Regions from separate parts of the Homo sapiens genome. Here region 2 is linked to region 1. A link is an interaction called in ENCODE POLR2A ChIA-PET data of the cell type or tissue named here. Cell type or tissue: B cell. All regions are shown on one strand. Links, peaks and the distances in the headings refer to the core of each region. The heading gives the core; the rest is flanking DNA.

Region 1 (2,913 bases), core at 318-2,817:
AAAAAAAAAAAAAAGATGTTAAGGGAAATACAGAGGGACAGAAATAGAGAGTTCCCAAGAGCAGGAACAACAGTTAGAGACACAGAGAGACAAAGATGGGAGAGACAGAGAGAGCAAGAGTTGGTGGAACAGAAAGAGTGAGCGAGAGGGAGAGACAAAGAGAACAGAGTACAAGAGAGAAAGGAGGAAAGGACAAAAGGAGAGACTTGGGAAAGGAGAAAACACGAGGAAAAACATCAAAAGAACCCGAGGTTTGTAGAGGTGGGAAGGACCCTAAGAGCGAATTATTGATTTTGCCAACACACGACCTCTAGACTCAAGACTCAAACTGTCTTGGTTCCCCATTTCCTAGCTGTGCAGTTGAGACAGGTTACAGTATTAAATATATCTGTGCCTCAGTTTCCTCATCTGCAAGATGCAGACAACAGTCTCTACCTCATAAGGCTCCTGGGAGGGCTGTTGAGTTAATACATTAAGCCAGGAAAGTCCAGTCTTTTGGCTTCCCTGGGCCACATTGGAAGAACTGTCTTGGACCCCACATAAAATACATTAACACTAACGATAGCTGATGAGCTTTAAAAAAATGCAGAAAAACTTTTTTTTTTGAGATGGAGTCTCGCCGTGTCACCAGGCTGGAGTGCAGTGGTGAGATCTCAGCTCACTGCAACCTCCGCCTCCTGGGTTTAAGCGATTCTCCTGCCTCAGCCTCCCGAGTAGCTGGGACTACAGGCACCCGCCACCACGCCCGGCTAATTTTTGTATTTTTAGTAGAGACAGGGTTTCACCATGTTGGCCAGGATGGTCTCGATCTCTTGACCTCGTGATCCGCCTGCCTCCGCCTCCCAAAGTGCTGGGATTACAGGCGTGAGCCACCGCACCCGGCCTCATAATGTTGTAAGGAAGTTTACGAATTTGTGTTGGGCCACCTTCAGAGCTGTCCTAGACCTGTGGGCCATGGATTGGACAAGTTTGTATGAAGCAAATGCTCAAGATGCCCTAGTTGTTGTGATGATCGTTTATTGAGCATATATGTGGCAGGAAGTGTGTCATGTGGGACCCAAAGATGTCAAAGCCCCCGACTCTGTAGTTCAGCGGGAGTCTGTTTTCCAGTTTTCCCTAATCTGTCTGGTTTATTTGTGGTTATTAATAACATATCACTTTCACTCTCAAAGGTGTCCTGATTCAGAGGAGAGGCTTATGTCATCACCTTATTTTTGGGGGCAGAGTGTGAGTAATCGGGCTGGGTGGAACCTGCAATAAGCCAGGAGCACCTGCCCCCCTGAAGCCGATGCTCCCGCAGGTGCAGGCAATGACAGGGGCTTGTATTTGCAGTCTCTAATTTTCCAAGAGAAGTTGGAAACTCAGATTTTTATGTGAAATCATCCCATTTTTAAAATAAACTATTTTTTTCGGTTTTAAAAAATACACCTTATTAAAAGTTTTCCAAACTTCCTGCCCCCAGTCCAGCTAAAGCACATCTGTGGCTTAGGCCAGCATGTGGTCTGTTTCTAATCTCTAGACTTGAGGAAGTGACAATCTATTGAGAGGAGCTAGACAAGTAAACAGGCAGTTACCACACCGGTGATAAGGGTGGTGACAGCAGTGAACCCAGGGTGAGTCAGGAGGCAGAGGAGGGGCAGACACGGGAGCTGGAGAGTGGAAACCTGGGAAGCCTTCCTGAAAGGGGGTAACAACGGAGCTGATTCCTGAGAGTTGATTGTGAACACGTTCCAGAAATAATCATAATGATGGCAGGGAACGTTTCCCCTTGTTGCTTTCTGGGTGTTAGATATTGCTGTAAACAACTCTGCAAGCATCATCTCATTCAACCTGCACAATAACCCCATGAATTAAGGACCAGTGTTATTCTCATTTTTCTGCAAGAGGGGACTGAAGCACAGAGAAGCTAAGTAACTTGCCCAAGGGCACACAGTGAACAGATGTCATGTGATCTACCATACATAGATTTAAGCATTACCCTAGAAAACTCCGTGGAAGAGCAGAATGACAAGTCCAAAGACTAGAAGGTAAAAGAGAGCAAGGCACTTTAACAAAACTGAAGATAGGCCACTGCGGCTGAAGTGGGATGTATTCACCATATGGGGCAAGGAGCTGGACTGCCGACTGGGAGGCAGGAAGGTGGACAGGAGAGAAGTTGGGTCACGCTAAGGGGCTCGGGCTTTATTTTAAAGACTAGAGGCAAGATTGAAATGCTAAAAGATTTAAAGATCAGTATAACTCCTACTCCTCTCTCCCCTACTCCATTTAAAAGAAAGCTCAGAGGCCGGGTGCAGTGGCTTACGCCTGTAATCCCAGCACTTTGGAAGGCTGAGGCAGGTGGATCACGAGGTCAAGAGATCGAGACCATCCTGGCCAAGATGGTGAAATTCCATCTCTACTAAAAATACAAAAATCAGTTGGGCATGGTGGCACGCGCCTGTAGTTCCAGCTCCTCAGGAAGCTGAAGCAGGAGAATTGCTTGAACCCGGGAGATGGAGGTTGCAGTCAGCCGAGTTCGCGCCAGTGCAGTCTAGCTTGGCAGCAGAGCGAGACTCTGTCTCAAAAATAATAATAATAGTAGAAATTTAAAAAGCTCAGAAGGGCTTTCTTCCCTTACCCTAGGTCACACAGCCCAGCTCTGGGGCCAAACCCAGGTCTCTGGACTCCTACCAGGAGAGGGCCGCACCCCAGGGAGAGACAAGAGGGAAAGGGAGAAGGCCTAGAACAGTGGCTTTCAAGACTTTATATTGACGATTAAAGAGTTATCTCAACAAGAGAAATTAATCTGCCCTGATTCCATTCCCTCCCACACCCTGGGTGGACCCAAGTTATTCTTTTGGCCTCACCCTAACCCCACCCACCGGCTTGCGAAAGGAGAGGGCTAGGAGACAACTCTCCCTTAGAAAGCCCAGC
Region 2 (2,913 bases), core at 229-2,728, 430 kb before region 1:
CTGAGCACAGGTGATCTGTCTGCCTTGGCCTCCCAAAGTACTGGGATTACAGGCATGAGCCACCCTGCCCGGCCCACACTTCTCATTTTGAGTAGCTGGGGTCTGGACTGTGCATTTTGACTGTACTCTCTTACCCTTTCAGTCTATTTAGTGGATTGTGTCTCACACTGGCTGGAATTTGTGGCTTCCAACAACCTACTGGAGGTAATTGCCCACAGGATAAAGTGAGAAAAAGGAGCAAAATGGGAAGATACTGAAAGAGAAACTGTCTCAATTTGGGAAGGACTTGTTAAAAAGACAAGCATTGCTAATTAGTAGCTTAGTATCTAATCTTTGTCACTGAAGGCTGCAAATCATGCTTCCTGGAGTCTTCTTAAAGACAGCTTCTGCAGAGGTTTTAACACCTCTCATCTGACTTTTGTTAAATAGCCTGCTGGAATCCAAAATAGAAGCTGTGTAGGGAGATTCTCCCTAAGCATATTTACTGCCAAGCCTGCTCTGTTAAGACTGTATTGATTTTCCCCCCTCTTGGTATGAAATTAGTCATATAAAATCACAAAGTCCTCAAAGACATTTGGTTCAATCTGACACTTGATGCTTAGCTGTCCCCTTAAGCACCCCCACTGAGGGATCCCTAGACCTTGCTGCATATCAGAATCATTAAGAGGTTTAAGAAATGATTTTCTATTATATAAGAAGTAGATGCATACAGTCTTCTCATATTCTTGCTGCAAAGGCTTGTTCCTTGTTCTCTTCCTGACCCTAGAGCTAGCTATTACCAGAATGCTCTGTAACTTTGCAGACTTTTTTCTTTGAGTGTACTTACGTATGTGCATACCTGTTTCTTTTTTTTTTTTAAAGCCTGTTAGTGGGGTGTATTTTAATATTACACTGGGTTTTTAAACGTGTATTCAAAGCAGCTGTGAAGTCATTTTCTCACTTGGCTTTGCAGACACAGTTCTCTGCTGGTTCTCCAGAACTTCCTCTGCTGTTCCTTCTGGATCTCCCTGACTCTCTCTTCCGCTTTCTCACCTCTAAATGCTGGGCTGGTCCCGGGCTTCGGCCTTGGCTCTCATCTCTATCTGTGTTCACTCTCTAGATGATCTCATCCACTCCTTGAGGTTAAATGTGCTGATGACTAACAGATTTGTTTCTCCAGTGCCCATCTGTCTCCCAAGAGCTAAATGTGCATCTCCAACTTTCTAAGTGACACTTCCACTTGAATGGACTTCACAGGCATACTAGACATAATTTGTCTCCAACTGGCAGTGTCTCCCTGCCTCAAACCTGTTCCATCCCTGGTCTTCCCCATCGTGATGTATAGTGACTGTTTTGGCTTGTAGTGTCTTGATTTCTCTCCCTCCCTCACACGTCACATCTTAGCCATCTGAGTCCAGTTTTCTAGGCCTTCAGTTATAGTCCCAATTTGCCTACTTCTCACCACCTAGTCTACAGCCCTCATTCTGCTCTAAACCGTCATTGTGCTACCCAGACCATTGTTTCCCAGACTTCTTTGACTGCACTTCATAGCAAGAAATTTATTTCAGCTGGGCATGGTGGCGTGCACCTGTGCTCCCAGCTACTTGGGAGGGTGAGGCAGAGGGTTGCTTGAGCTCAGGAGTTTGAGATCAGCCTGGGCAACATAGTGAAATGCTGTCTCATTGTGTCTCAAAAAAAATACACACATATATGTGTATATAAAACTGCAACCTAGGAGACATATTCATATATATAAGCAAAAGGTTCACAAAGCAGTACTTACCTTTACTGTTTGCAGTATAGTCTGATATTTCATTCTCTTATTTCGTGAAAAAACAAATGGTGGTTGAGGCCCATTTCATGACCCAGTTTCAGTCGTGATCTGCAGCTTGAAAAACACTGGTTTGGATCCTTGCTATTTAAGGTGATCTGTGGAGCCAGCAACATTGACATTAACTGGGAGCTTTTTAGAAATGCAAATCTCAACCCCTCTCCTGGCCCCCTGAATCATAACATGCATTGGAGGAGATGCCCAGGTAGTTTGCAGGCAATTGCAGTGTGAGTGTCACTAGTCTGGAATGACTGCTGTGGCCTTCTAGTAGTGGATCTCCTTGTTTCCAGTCCTGATGGCTCACAGTCTTTCTACCATGGCTGGAGCTGGAGTGGTCCTTATAAAGCCATTTGGGTCATCCTGTGCCTGCTTTAACCAGCCTCCCACCTCATGTGGAACAGAATCAAGCCAGGTTCTCAACCCTGGATGACTGCTCATTAAGATTACCCAGAAGAATTAAAAAAAAAAATGCAAAACGAACAAAACAAAACCTCATGCCTGGGATACATCACAGACAAATTGGATCAGAATCTCTGGGTATGCGGCCAGGATTGAGAACAGCTGTATGAGAAGACCAGGCCCCTGCCTGCCTCTGGAAGTGGGCCTATCTCGGGCTCTCCTGGTTCTTTCAGCTCTAACCATACTGGCTGCTTTCCTGTTCCCTGCACACAGCAAACTCATTTCTGCCCCAGAGCCTTTGTGCTTAATGTTCCTCCTGCCTAGAATTCTCTCTTGCAGGACTCATGCCCTCACTTGTTTCACGCCTCTGCACAGATGCCACCACCCCTGAGAGACCTCTGTGACCTTCCTGTCTTACCAACTTATCCCTCTAGCTGCTTCCCCCCTTTGTGTCTCCTCTTCGTCTTGCTTTTTTTTTTTTTTTTTTTTTGTCTTCATAGCAGGTACTACTCTCAACACTGTATGTCGTGTTACTTCCTTACTTATTTGCTCTTTATCTTTCTCTGTAGAATTTAAGTTGCATGAGGACAGAGACCTTATCTGTCTTGTTGAACACTGTATTCCTGATACCTGGAACAGTGTCTGGCCATAAGCAGATGATGAATAGTATTTATGATGAATGAGAGTAGTCAGTGGTTGACTGC

Evidence for each region. Peaks named below come from ENCODE experiments on the same cell type or tissue, not always from the same donor. Only the 100,000 strongest peaks of a DNase experiment are listed, where the experiment ranks them.
Region 2: POLR2A ChIA-PET joins it to region 1 with 6 read pairs; 1 of 35 experiments calls an interaction of 5 or more read pairs at or near these places.

What each region holds. Positions count from the first base shown.
Region 1 is chr3:5,015,171-5,018,083 of GRCh38, forward strand. No RefSeq gene overlaps it. Among named protein-coding and RNA genes, the nearest start is that of BHLHE40-AS1, 37 kb to the left of the region's middle. In B cell, for the core only: no CTCF peak of the experiment used is centred there; a DNase peak (open chromatin) is centred at 1,561; H3K4me3 peaks cover 651 bases; H3K27ac peaks cover 1,613 bases.
Region 2 is chr3:4,587,497-4,590,409 of GRCh38, forward strand. All of the region lies in intron 4 of ITPR1 (inositol 1,4,5-trisphosphate receptor type 1), which reads left to right. Among named protein-coding and RNA genes, the nearest start is that of ITPR1, 96 kb to the left of the region's middle. In B cell, for the core only: no CTCF peak of the experiment used is centred there; no DNase peak of the experiment used is centred there; H3K27ac peaks cover 677 bases.